Linked DNA regions of Mus musculus: regions 2 and 3 are each linked to region 1. Evidence: chromatin contacts called from ENCODE Hi-C or POLR2A ChIA-PET data. All regions are on one chromosome and are shown on one strand. Each heading gives the region's core, a stretch centred on a gene start or an enhancer-like site at or near the end of the contact. The rest is flanking DNA. Distances are from core to core; before and after follow the strand shown. Region 1 holds the start of Ptgr2 (prostaglandin reductase 2). Region 2 holds the start of Fam161b (family with sequence similarity 161, member B). Region 3 holds the start of Mideas (mitotic deacetylase associated SANT domain protein).

Evidence for each region. Hi-C counts contacts between places; a loop is a spot of excess contacts on that map. ChIA-PET counts read pairs that join two places held with the same protein, here RNA polymerase II (POLR2A).
Region 2: a loop to region 1 is called in a map of heart, with 2.1 times the contacts of the local background. The contact joins the promoter of Fam161b here to the promoter of Ptgr2 in region 1. A Hi-C loop is called at or near these places in 1 of 37 maps with a recorded cell type or tissue (heart). POLR2A ChIA-PET finds 5 or more read pairs at or near these places in 1 of 5 experiments (embryonic stem cell).
Region 3: POLR2A ChIA-PET joins it to region 1 with 11 read pairs in Patski. The contact joins the promoter of Mideas here to the promoter of Ptgr2 in region 1. POLR2A ChIA-PET finds 5 or more read pairs at or near these places in 3 of 5 experiments (Patski and embryonic stem cell).

What each region holds. Positions count from the first base shown.
Region 1 is chr12:84,282,765-84,287,183 of GRCm38, reverse strand. Ptgr2 (prostaglandin reductase 2) reads right to left here and starts at 1,888. Exons shown (of 10, transcript NM_029880.3): 1 at 1,708-1,888.
Region 2 is chr12:84,359,712-84,364,130 of GRCm38, reverse strand. It overlaps Fam161b (family with sequence similarity 161, member B), which reads left to right and starts at 2,303. Exons shown (of 9, transcript NM_001358283.1): 1 at 2,303-2,439. The coding sequence starts at 2,386. Coq6 (coenzyme Q6 monooxygenase) reads right to left here and starts at 2,163. Exons shown (of 12, transcript NM_172582.3): 1 at 1,894-2,163. The coding sequence starts at 2,080.
Region 3 is chr12:84,216,519-84,220,937 of GRCm38, reverse strand. Mideas (mitotic deacetylase associated SANT domain protein) reads left to right here and starts at 2,057. Exons shown (of 13, transcript NM_001163501.1): 1 at 2,057-2,163. Gm46319 reads right to left here. Exons shown (of 3, transcript XM_030247050.1): 1 at 4,415-4,419; 2 at 1,824-2,788; 3 at 1,286-1,455. The coding sequence ends at 1,374.

The DNA.
Region 1 (4,419 bases), core at 639-3,138:
GTCTGAAGACGGCTTCAGTGCACTTATTTATAATAATAAATGAGCAGAGCCAACCAGAGTGAACAGAGGTCCTAAATTCAATTCCCAGCAACCACATGAAGGTTCACAACTACAGTGTACACATATACATAAAATAAATAAGTCTTTAGGGAAAAAAAAAAAACCAGAACAAGGAATGCTGGTGTTCAACTGGCTTTGTCGTTTTTATTCAGTCCAGGACCCAAACCTAAAAAATCGTCCTACTCAGCCTTGGGGTGAATCTTCCCACCTTAGTCATCTTAAAATGAAGCCAATCCCTCATGGGTACACCTTGAACTTGTCTATTCAGTGATTTCTGATCCCCCCAAGTTGACAGTCAGTGTTAGGCATCACACGGTGACAGTTATCTGTTCTCCATTTTCAGCATTCTGCCTTATTTCTCTAGATACACATAACAGAGCCAGTGTGATGCCTCCCACCTGTAATTCAGCACATGGGAGGTAGAAGAGAGAGGAATGAGTTCAAAGCCAGACTTAACTACATAACAAAATTCAAGGCCAGAATTCTGGGATATGAGAGACCTTGTCTCGAAAACAAACAAACAAACAAACAAACAAAATCAACCATGACTTACTCACAGGTTCTCCATCTAAAATAAAGATCACATTCAAGACCTGAAGGGCAGTGGGTTAGGAGGCATCATAATGGAGGCAGAGCTGAGTAGACCTCAGTAAACCCCATTTGCTGTTAAATTAAAGTGGGTTTCTAATTGATTCGACCATTCTAAAATACCACCAAAAGATCTGGTTCAATGACAGTCATTAAAAATACGCCTTAAGCATCTGTGTAGCAGACTATTGTAAGGAAAAGCTCACTGAACTCACAAGGGCAAAGGACATGTTCTGTTTCTAGCTGGGTGGGACCTCGGAGGGGTCATATAGTTTATTTCCTGAATGTTTCCAGGCATCCCAGAACTGGGTGAGTTGACATGCTCTAGCATGGTAGCGTCTTACATTTGTAATCCCAGTTATTGGGCAGATGGAATACAGACGGCAAATTCAAGGCCAGCCTGGGCAAATTAGTGAGAACCTGTCCCAAAATAAAAATGAAAAACAGTCTGGCAATATAGCCCAGTAGTAAAAACCTCTTGCCCAGCATGCATAGGGGAGGTGGAAGGCTGATCTTGGACTCAATTCCCAATACAGAAGAAAATAAATTATTAATCAGCTTGCTTAAATACAACTCCGTCCTCAAACACCACCGCCATGAAGTTGCAAACATGCTATCCTTTTCACAGACGCCATACAGGGGCTGAATAACTTGTCCAAGGTCGCACAACTTATCCCCAATATCTTTTAATAAAACACACTTCCTGTTTAGCCGTACTTTGTTCAACCATTCTGCCACAAAGGGCTCTGCTGACCTTCCCTGTGCTGTCTATGCCATCGTGTGCAAATGTCCACCTCAGAAAGCCAACCTTCCTCTATGGCTCCCACGACTAACCACTTTCACAGAAATTACTAGTAATCTCACATTTTCAAGCCGACTTCCTGGATCCTCAGCACCAAGAGGATCAAAACCTCTTGGTGCTGAGGTTTTTCAACATGACATAAGTATACCCCTATGCGTGGCACACAGTAGGCGCTCAATAGATGTTCAAATCTGAAGCACCTCAAACACAGTCGCGCCCAAACTTCACCCTCGGAATTCTTACAAAACGGAGAGCACCTGTTACGGGGCATTCCCTAGTCTAGCGTCCCAAGCTATACCGCCGGTGTCGCCCGGAGCTCGAGGAGGACGCCCACAGGTCACCCTGGCTCGGCACTTCCTCCTTTTCTGCGGGCTTAATCCAGCTTCCGGTGCAGCGATACAGTGGCCCCCCTGCGTGTCTGTCAGTTTGAGATCTCGCGGGATTTGATGAACAGCGAAGGGTCAGCTGGCGGCACGACCTTAGCCCTAGGACCACACTGCGCAAGCGCAGGACTAAGCCGGCCTCCTTGCCCTCTCGTCTCCTAGGGCCGGGGTTTTGAAGTTCATACGCGATCCTTTGGTCCCCAAGGTTGGTGAGAATCACAGGATACGTTGCTAGTCTAGGCAAGGAGTATCCATAAGTTAACCTCATTAGGGCTCCGTGGCCGACCCCGCCTCCAGGACCAAGAGAGCAAATTAACTAATGACTTCAGATCAAGTCCCCTGTGTCCTCTTGTGCCCCCAGAGGTTGAACCCGCGTCCTGGCACGGTCTAGGCAGACGCCCTGACAGCCAGCCCCAGCCTCTGGAAGAAACTTGATTCATGTTAGATTCACTGAGTCTTAGGTTGGGGAATCACAGTGAGAAATAGCATCAAGTCTAACCCTTGTTTTGTAGGTGAACAAGCTGAGATCTAGAGGACTAAAGCAGCGGTTCTCAACCTTCCTAATGCTGTGACCCTCGTGCGTGGTGACCCCCCCAACCATAAAATTATTTTCATTGCTACTTCATAATTGTTATTTTGCTATTGTTTCGACCCGTAATGGAAATGTTTTCCGATGGTCTAAGGGGACCCCAAGAAGCTAGAAACTCATGGTTTGAGAACCACTTGACTAGTCACTATCGGGTGTGGTTTGTTTCTAGAATAACTTGGGATCTCCAGGAACTGCAAACCCTAACGGACTTAATCAAGCGGCTGTAGGAATCGCCCTTAGCACTGTATTCCAGCAAGGGCTAATCGCGGAGCTCTAACTCTGGTATAAAGAGTAGCTGAAAAATACCAGTACCGCCGGCAAATGGGCAGCCATCAGATGGACTGGAGGCCCGGGTAACAGAACATCTGAACATTTTCACTTCGTTTGGAAAACTTGAAGAATGGGGTAGGAGACTGTTACCACATTCCAAATAACTTTCCAGCAGGATCTGATCTCTTGGTGGTCAGCTGAGTGAACCAGAGAAAGAGGAAACGCTCAAAAACAATAAAAGTGATAGCAGAAAACAGAGGGAGACTATAGATTACATCTAAAACTCAAAGAGAAGAAACTTAGTTTGGGCCCTTTTTGATGTGAAGTCCCCTTTTCTCCAGGTCTCAGATGTTCAAAAACTGCATGGAGGAGTTCAGGTTTATTTATTTTCCTCCCTTCTGAATTTTCTCTTCACACTAAGGGTTACAGTCGTTTGTATGACTTGAGTTGTACCATGTATCATATGGGTATTTTTTTCCTGATATGGTTTTATTTTTATTTTTTGTGGTGTGGTGTGGTGCGGTTTGGTTTGCATCACGGTGCCGCTACATAGGCCTGGGTATCCTGGACCTCACTCTGTAGGCCAGGCTGGCCTAGACTCAAAGAGATCCACCTGCCTCTCCCTTCTGAGTGCCTGGACTGAAGGTGCCAGCACTGGCTTTGGTTTTTATTTTCAAGGTTGCGGCCACTGCCATTTTACTAATGTGGAAATGGAGATTAATCACTCAAGCGCCAAGATGAAGGAACTAAACGTAAAGGAACAAGTCCCCAAATGAGAGCAAATACGTCCTTCTGTTTCTGCCTTTGCTGTGAGTTCAGGATCCCCTTCTCTTCCTTCTCTGCAGCTTTGCGTTGTCTCTCATCCTTTAACCGGTGCCAGAGATAAATGTTTTCCAGACTTAACTTGAGGGAGGTGCCAACCTTTCTCCCCCCAACCTAATGCAAACAAACTGTGGCACAGTCTGCGTCCCTCGCCCCAACATTCCTACTAAATATAAGCATTTAATCTGATAGGTTTATGTAATCGTTTGCTAAATGACCTTTTAAACTACAATGACTCCATTTGAATTCCTGTGAAGTCATCTCTTTCAGATTGCAAATTACTCAGGAGGAAGAATTAAAGTATGTCTAGCCTTCTTACTACATAGCCACTCCACGCAACAGAGATAATTTGGTGCTAAACAAATACATTTTCATGGAAGTGATAACTGTTCATAATGCCAAACCCAAACATAGATTCTAAAGAAATAACACACACGGGAGGTAAAAACCATACCTGCCTGCCTCTGCCTCTGCCTCTGCCTCTGCCTCTGCCTCTGCCTCTGCCTCTGCCTCTGCCTCTGCCTCTGCCTCTGCCTCTGCCTCTGCCTCTGCCTCTGCCTCTGCCTCTGCCTCTGCCTCTGCCTCTGCCTCTGCCTCTGCCTCTGCCTCTGCCTCTGCCTCTGCCTCTGCCTCTGCCTCTGCCTCTGCCTCTGCCTCTGCCTCTGCCTCTGCCTCTGCCTCTGCCTCTGCCTCTGCCTCTGCCTCTGCCTCTGCCTCTGCCTCTGCCTCTGCCTCTGCCTCTGCCTCTGCCTCTGCCTCTGCCTCTGCCTCTGCCTCTGCCTCTGCCTCTGCCTCTGCCTCTGCCTCTGCCTCTGCCTCTGCCTCTGCCTCTGCCTCTGCCTCTGCCTCTGCCTCTGCCTCTGCCTCTGCCTCTGCCTCTGCCTCTGCCTCTGCCTCTGCCTCTG
Region 2 (4,419 bases), core at 1,054-3,553, 77 kb before region 1:
CCAGGTGATGTGTTTTATTTCTTAGCTATTTAATGTAACTGTTTTTGAAATGAGAAAAAAACCACCTAGAAATCAAGTGAGAAGCCCAGGCGTAGTGGTGCACACTTGTATGGCTACCCAGGGGCTCAAGGAGGAGGAGGAGTCTCAGAATAAAACCCAAAGAATATGACAAGAATGGATTAAGAATGCAACTGTGCAATTATGCAGGGAACTGTTCCCAAACTCAAATGTCAGAGGGAAACTCAAGCCTAAAACAACAATTAGTTGTGAGTTTTAGGAAGAATTATGGAAAACAGGGGACTGAAGGGGGAAAGTCAGTAAGCGCCTTTATAACTCGGGAGTAACAGCCTGTGCTTGGGAGCCCAGCATTTGGGAGGCAGAGACAGCGGGATCAGTTAAAGGTCCACACCAGCAAAGATTACACAGCACCTTATTTTAAACAAACAAACAAACAAAAAGACTATTGGAAATACCTTAGTCACATATTTTTGTTTGTTTTGGGAGTTTTGCATTCTATGTAACCCAAGGATGGCTTTGAACTTCTGATCCTCCTGCAAAAAACACCATGCTTTTTACTACCATGATTTTAACAGTCACTCCTGAGTTTTAAAATATAATACTTTGCTAGACAGAAAAGCAAACAATAACAAAACAGAATTGTGTGTGAACGTTAGTAAAAGAGCTGCTGTCTTCCTTCCCCGTGACGCTCAGAAAAGAGCGAGAGAAGGATGCAGTACAAAGGAAAACATACACACAAACCTAACACAAGAGCGAGCCACCAAAATGTGAATGCTAAAGTTTCGAAGGGCCCAGAAACGGTGCTACATCATGCCAGCACTTGGTAAATATATTCCACACCATTGGTCATTAGGGAAATATAAACACAAGCCACTTCCTACGAACTTCAGAGGACAAAGAAAAAAGGCAGCAGATAGTGCTGTCAGGGTCAGGAGAAACCTGAGCATTCATCTACTGTCAATGATAACATAAACTGGGGCACTCTCTCAAAGTCTGGCAGGTCTTCAAAACATCAGCATTGCCACATAACCCAGAGATTTCACTAGAGAATAGCCTCGAGATGATCAACACTGTTCACACCAAAGTTTGCACACAGAATGTCCCTACTAGCATCATTCCTTTACAGGCCAAAAGTGAAAACCAAGCATACTTTCAACACAATTGAGGATGGCATCAGCTCTCAAAACAAAAGCTGTCTGATACAGACTCCAACCTGGATTAACCTTTAAAACAGAGTATATCTCCAACTACATAGAACTATCCGGAAAAGGTAAATCTATAGACAGAAAGTAGGAGAGTCTGTAGGGCTGAGAAGGTGAGCAGAAGTGTGGAGAGTGACATCTAATGAATTCCAAGTCTTTTTTTATTTTTTTGCTTTTTGGTTTTTTATAAAGTAAGGAAACGGTAATAAAACTTATTGTAGGTACTGAATAGCTCTGCAAAAATACTAAAAACTCATTGGACTGTACGCTTTAAGTGGGAGCACTTATAACTAGATGAATGTTATCTTAATAAAGCAGCTTTAAGACCAGGAGTGGGGGCGCGGGCCTTAATCCCAGCACTCAGAAGACTGAGGAAGATGATCTCTGTGATTTCGAGGTCAATCCGATCTACCATCCGATACTACAAAGCCCGATGCCTCTCGAGGTGCTCATAAACAATCCTGGACAGTTCTCAAGGGTCAGACTGACTTAGAAAGGCCCGCCCACTTGTGATCCCGCAGAACCCATGCCATTCCCGAGGACTCCCCTGGAAGGACAGTGAGCAAAGCACCAGGTCAGGCACGTTAGGTGTCTGGACAGCGTCCCGACCTCCACTGTGAGTACCGTCCCTCCACAGCCCAGATCCTCCAGCCCGCGGTCGAGATGCACCTACCTAAGGCACAAGCCATGGCAGAGCCCACTAGGCCTCCTCCTGACACCACCACGTCGTACACGGTGTCTGCCGAGGAGCCCGCCCATCGCTGGCTGGCAACTAGCGGGCCTCCTCTGGCTGCGAGCTGCGCGGAACTCCACCAGCGAACGCAGAGCAAGCCTGCCATGGAGCCAATGCGGGCCGCCATAATGACTCCTGCCTGCGCCCGCGCCCGGGACTTCTCCCTGATAGGTCCTGGAAAGTGCTTCCGGGGCAGTCGTCAACCTTGTGTGGTTTTAGCCCTGTCTTCAAAACCGGAAATAAAATAGTTGAAGAAAATTATCCAATCAGAAGACGCTCTTGCCTCATTGGGCGGAACAGACTAAAGACTGGAAGCCAATCCAAGGCTAAAGCCATGAAGGGGCGTGGCTAGCAGTACCTAACCGCCGGCGCCGCTGTCACGGTTGTCACTGCTGCTTTCACCTCTGCTTCTCTCTCTCTCTAGTTAGGAAGATGACTGTGGGGAGGACTGCGGGAGGTCCTGAGTGCGCCGAGTGGAGCCGTGAGGTGAGTGGAGAAAGGAGGAAGTCGGATGCCTCAGCAAGGAATCCTCAAGAGTGGAAACTGTTTAGCGTTGCCGTGGAGACAGAGTCAGGGGCGTGTCATCAAAGGGCGAAGAATTAAAATTGGCAGCGCTTGGGCACTTAGAGAACCAGTCTTGGGGGACGTGGGTCTTTTGTGTCTTGTACCAGGCTCTGATATCAGGAATCGTACTAATAACAAACCACGAATTAACCTTGAAAATCTTAAAAGCGATCTCTATCTTAATATGATTATCCAGAAAAGGCAAATCTAGGGGGCGCGTCATTGCATGGGGCTGAGGTGAGGAGAAACAGGGAGAGACTTCTAAAAGGGCTGAGGAGGTGAGGAGAGACTTCTAAAAGCTTCCAAGGTTTTTGTTGTCGTTTTAGAGTAAGGAAAACGCACCGAAACGCAGCTCTTCAAATATATTAAAATTCATTAAACTGAATGTGTTTAATGTGTTGTATCCTCTCAAACCCATTTTCTAGAAAAGAAAAGAGATGGGTTAAGCAATTTGCCCCGAAATCTCTGAAAACAGAAAGTAGGCTGGTAGTTGCCTAGGGCTGACAGGTTGAGAGGAAGATGTGGGAGGGTTAAGGGATATAAGTGACAATTAAATGCTACACTGGTGCTTCAGAGCAGAGATTCTCAATCTGTTTCACCTAAGATCATCCTGCATATCAGATATTTACCTTACAATTCATAACAGTAGCAAAATTACAGTATTAACAATGAAAATGACTATGGTTGGGGCTCACCACCACATGAAACACTGTATTAAAGGGTCGATGCATTAGAACAGTTGAGGACACTGCTTTAGAGGAATGGTGAAAATGGTCTGACTTCTACTGTGATTGCTAGATGACCCTGGCTGTTTTAGAAACTGGAGGAGAGTACGCTTTGAATGGCTCACTTGTACACTATGGACATTGTGTTTCAATAAAGTTGTTTTTAAAACGAAAGAGCCAGCATTATGGCTCAAACTTGTAATCCCAACAACTCAAATTACTAAAGCAGAAGGATAAGGAGTTCAAGGTCGCCCTTTGACCCTGTCACAACAGAGAGAGAGGGGCAGGGGAAGGAGAGAGTTTTGCTCTAGATCACATGTTCTTCAGCAGCAGAGCTAGGGTTAGAGCACACACTTATCTCTAACTCAGATGGACTGCTCCAATTGCCACTAATCATCAATAGTCCACTGGTGGCCTTGTACCTACCACTCTAAGGACATCTCAGGCCACTGTCCTCCAGCCACACCACCTTCCCTCTATCACTACAAGACTCAACTGAGACAATAAAAATCACCCTAACACTCAAAGTCAGACACCCCCAACCTCAGTGGTTCAGATTGCTCTCCACACTATAATGATGGACAAGCATGCGCTCAGTAGAAACAATACTCCATACTTTTTTTTTGTTTTTTCGAGACAGGGTTTCTCTGTTTAGCCCTGACTGTCCTGGAACTCCCTCTGTAGACCAGGCTGGCCTCGAACTCAGAAATCCGCCTACCTCTGCCTCCCAAGTTCTGGGATTAAAGGCATGCGCCACCACTGCCTGGCTAATACTCCATACTTTTATTTTTCTATTTTTATGGTACTGAGGACTGAGTCCAGGGTCCTGTGCATTCTAGGTAAGTGCTCTCCACAGAGCTAAATTCCCAGCTCTAGATTTCAGTCTTTCTTTAAATAGCAATAGGATACACTCTCTGCTTTGGTGACACAGTGTCCAGGGACTTGCTATTTCTAGTGAGTTGCACAATCAGGAGTGTGAACAATAGCTATTCTCTAAGTGCCCTGCTCAGTAGGTTAATGTATTAGTACGTTTTTACTTAAACTACTGTGACTTAGAATGGACTTATCTGGATATAGACGATGCATCATGTGTGAAAGAGCATCTGTACTCTGCCTAGCAGATACAGCCAAGGGCAGGAGCAAGGTCACCAAGCGGCAGTGCTTTTCCTGGGTCCAT
Region 3 (4,419 bases), core at 808-3,307, 66 kb after region 1:
TGTCTAAGAACACGATGGTTGTCTTCCCTTCCTTGCAAGGAGCAAGGTAGACTGAGACACAGAGACAACCCAAGCTGCAAGCCATAGCTTTCTCTATAACCCAGTCTCACAGATGACATCACATTTCTTTTGCCGTATTCTGTTTGTTAGAACTGAGTCAGTAGAGTTAGGGACGAGAGCTTGTGTAAGGGTGTGAACGCCAGGCGGCAGAGATCATTGGCAGGGAGCTGTCTACCACATCCTCCACACAGGGTCCTGAGACTTCCAGCAAATGCCACACTAGGCAAGGACAAAGCATTGTGTATGTGCTGATGTGAATGTCAGGCCTTCACACATTGTGGGCTCTGCTAATTACTCCTGGGCATGCAGAAACACTGAATATTCATGAAGTTACCACAGAGGATTTAGAATTACAATACTGAACAACAACAACAAAAAAATACTCCATTCCAGTCTTAGCAAATACGGAGTAACACTGTTTTCTTCAGAAGCCTGGTCATTGCTGTAAGGAATTACTTCTATTCCAAAATCAAAATGAGGAGTACCTCCGCCATACCTTCACTCCATCATATGATGAAATAATAAAATGTCAAAGAGTTATACTTAAGTCTATAACATACTTACTTCTTAAGACAATATTATTTTCCATTCACTGCACTTTTTGTGTTTGTAATGTAATAGTAATGTCTCGGTAAAAGGCAGACCCCAGTGCACTGGTAGCTGCAAGATGAAGGAATTCACGCTGCCAGGAGAGCTTGGGTCAGGGTCTACATGCTTCTCATCTTTGGGTGAGCCTGTGGCTTCTCTTGAGGTATTAAGCAGACTTGGGGTGAGGGTATCCCCACATGTTGTTTTCCATTAATCTTACATCACCTTTGACACAAAACCTGTACTCAAGCAGAGGGCTTTCTGGGCTTCAATGAGGAGATGGGAGGTCTGGGAGATATTATCAGGCCAATGTGTTAGTAGGAGTAGTTTGGAAGTGGGAAAGGGAAAATTTTGTCCAGCTTAAGTGGACGTCTCTGAATGGCCTTTTATGGGTCCCTGTTTTCCAGAGCAAGCTTCTGCCTCACTAAACGTTTCTGTTAGGAAAACCTTGCCCTGCAGTTTTGGCTGTCTCCTCCCCCCCCCCCCCCCCCCCCCACACACACACACAGCAAAGGCTAGCCTAGTCCTCTCTCCAACCTAAGGGAATTAGGAGTCTTTCTTTGGGCACTGCTGTGTAACTGCTTTCTTACTGGTCGCCAGAGGCTCAAAAGGCAGCTCTCTGTTGATGTTAGTTTTAATACGCCGAGAAAATTTATTTTGGGCAGTGATAAACTTCAAAATTACTATTGCCTGAAGCTCCTGCGTCCAGGATCCACCTTGTAAAATCACTTCTGGCTAATGATGACACCCGAACGCACCAGGCTCCAGAGATTCTGAGACTTGAGTGCACAAGGAAGAGGTGGGGATCTGAGAAGAAAGGGAACAGAACGACTATTTCCCAGACCCGACGTGGGTGATGACATAGTTCCTGAAATACAATGCATGGTAACATCGTGTACAAGTGCCACCCGGGGAAAGCCACTGACAACTGTGCAGACCTGTAAGGGACATGAGGACGGGAGATTGGAGTTTGGCCTAGCATTATTCAGGGAAATAGTACACTGCTTTCACACATGTCCTCTCTAGTCCAAATAACAAATGAAATGAAAACCTTTATTATCTCTCCCCTCTCTCCCGACTGTATGTGTGCGCGCGCGTGCGTGGGAGGAGGAATGTAGGTGGGGGACTTTTTCCCCTAGGGTCCCTTGAACTCAGCCCCTAGGCTCCAACGCCACCTTTTAGACTCAAGGGAGAGCAGGAAGTCTCCGATCGCACTTTCCCCAAGAGCAGAGTGAGGGTAGGGACGAAGCTTCCACAGCCGCTGCAGCACCGGGAACCGAGGGTCTGGCTGGGGGCCGCGCGGAGGCGCGCGGAGCCGGGGCGCGGGCGGGGCAGGAGGCTGCAGAGCCCTGCGCGCCGCCGCGCGAGCTGCTGGGTCACAGCCGGGACCGCGCCGCCTGCTCGGCGAGGAAGTGACGACTGCGCCGTCCCGAGAGCAACAAAGTTTGAGTCTGCTGGTCGCGCTCGAATTGCGTCCCGCGCCCCCTCGGAGCTGCCCAGGGATCCAGCGTGCAGGTGAGTCGCGGGAGCCTGGTGGCCTTCCCGCCGTGGGGGGCGCCGACGTGGAGCTCGGGGCGGGAGGGGGGATCCGGAATTCGTTGGGGTTCGGCGGCGCGGGCCGGGTCGTGGGACGCTGGGAGTGGGGGTGCAGGAGAGGGACAGGGTGGCGGAGATCTCGGCCGGTGTTGCGCCCCTGAGGTGGTTGTTTTGACTCGGGACTTAGACCGGCCTGGCTGCAGCCTAGCCCTCTCAGGGAGCCACCCCTGAGCGCAGCGATGCCGGGAAGGGGCCTCCCCGGACCTGCGACCGGAGCCAGCCCTACACCCCGCGCCCCATCTCTTCGGGTTGCGTGCAGCTGCTTTTCCAGCCCTTCCCGGTGTTTCCCCGGGAAACGTTCCCTTCCTCTACGCCGCCCTCCACCAGGTTTCAGGAAGGAAGTTACAGGAACTTTCCCTCTACTTTTGTTTGCTCGGCCTTGCAGTGACGAAGAGCAGAGCAACTCAGAAGTTTGGGTCAACAGCCCTATCCATTTCCAACCAGCAAAACCCGAGTTGTCCCCCAGGCCTCCTTGAAACGAGCCCCTCCCGACTCTACACTTTTCCTCCCTCCCTCCCAAGCCCCGAACCCAACAGTAAGCTCTCTAAGGCCTAACACTTTGCAATTTAGCCATAAAAACTGTCAGCACACCCACGTACATATGTGAGTGTTTTCTATATAAAACCCAGAAAGCCGCTTCCAGTGGACTCCGTGGCATCTTGTTCTTTTCTGTGTTCTAAAACGGCTAGGGCTGCAGGAGTTTGCCTGGGAACTTTGATGATGGTTCCCCGCCGCCCGCCCTCGGTAGCCTCGTGCTTCTGGGTCTTTAAAGAACAGCTGAGAAGTTTATGACATCTTTGCATAGTTGCAGGGGTCTTGGCGTGGCCCAGCAGCTGGCGCCAGGGCTCCTTGGTTTGTGCCTGAAGCTGTAGCAGCGGCGGGGACAGGGCGATGTGTGCAGGAATGTGTGTACAGGCCGTGGACAGTTGGAGATGGGATGTCTAGAGCTTGAATAGTGCAGTCCCTAGCAGCAGCTTTCTGCCGGTCTGTAATTACTGCGTGATTGCACAGTCAGGCTTTGTTGGCGTGGATGTTTATACACACGCTATTGTGCAAGCTCTTGGTGGTGGTGAACAAAACGCAGATTTGCATTGCAAATGCTTAGGACAGATCTGGGCCTGAACTGCTGTTCTCGAATTCTTCTTACCCTTTAACTTTTGCTGGATGGTTGTTTCCTTGCCTCTCCCTTAACCTCCGACAGCTTGCTGATCTCCTGAGAGTCTGGCTACTCAGGAAAGCAGTCTCTCTTTACTATTTACTACAGAATAAATATCTTAGGCAGCCTGAGCATTGTGCCAAGAACTGTACCTTCACTTGTCCTGAGAAAATGTGGGATGACGTCAGCAGGAAAAGGAGATAGGAGATGACTGTCCAATCCTGTCTTCACGGAAGGGCTGTTTGAATGAGCAGAATTGCAGGATTGGGGCTAGCTATAAAGAGGAGTCACAGGTCATGTATGTCTGAGCTGGCCGGGCAGACTTTGAGCCTTGAAGGATCAGCTGCAGACATTTAGGTGGGTCCTAATTCCTTTATTGTGTTCTGGGCAAAGGGGAAGCATGCTTAGTGGGTAAAGGAAATGTGCCAGGCTCTGAGACTATGTGTCTGTGTGGCCGATGGGTGTGGGGTTGAGGGTGACTCACATGTTTTCTGTAGTGTGGTCCCTACACCTACTTCCCTAGTACTGTCTACAGGGACAGGGGTCTTCATATCTATCCAAATTCTGCCCTGCAGGAAGCAGGCTGTCTTAGCTACTTTTCTAGTGATGTGAAGAGACACCGTAACCAAGGCAACTTATAAATGAAAGCATTTAATTGGGGACTTGCTCACAGTTTCAGAGGGTGAGTCCAGGATCATCATGGCAGGGAGCATGGCAGCAGGCAGGCAGGCATGGCGCTGGAGCAGTAGCTGAGAGCTTAGATATGATCAATCCACAGCAGCAGGTTTGGGGGCGGGGGTGGTGTGGGGGTGGGATCAGGGGCACTGAGCCCAGTATAGGCATTTGAAAACTCAAAACCCTCTTCCAGCAACACACCTCCTCCAAACAAGGCCACATATCATAATCCTTCCAAAATAGTTCCACTAACAAGCAAGGAAGCATTTAGATGTATGAGTCTGCGGGACGGGGCGGGGGGAGGGGTAGTGCCCATTCAAGCCACCACAGGGGCCCAACCTGCA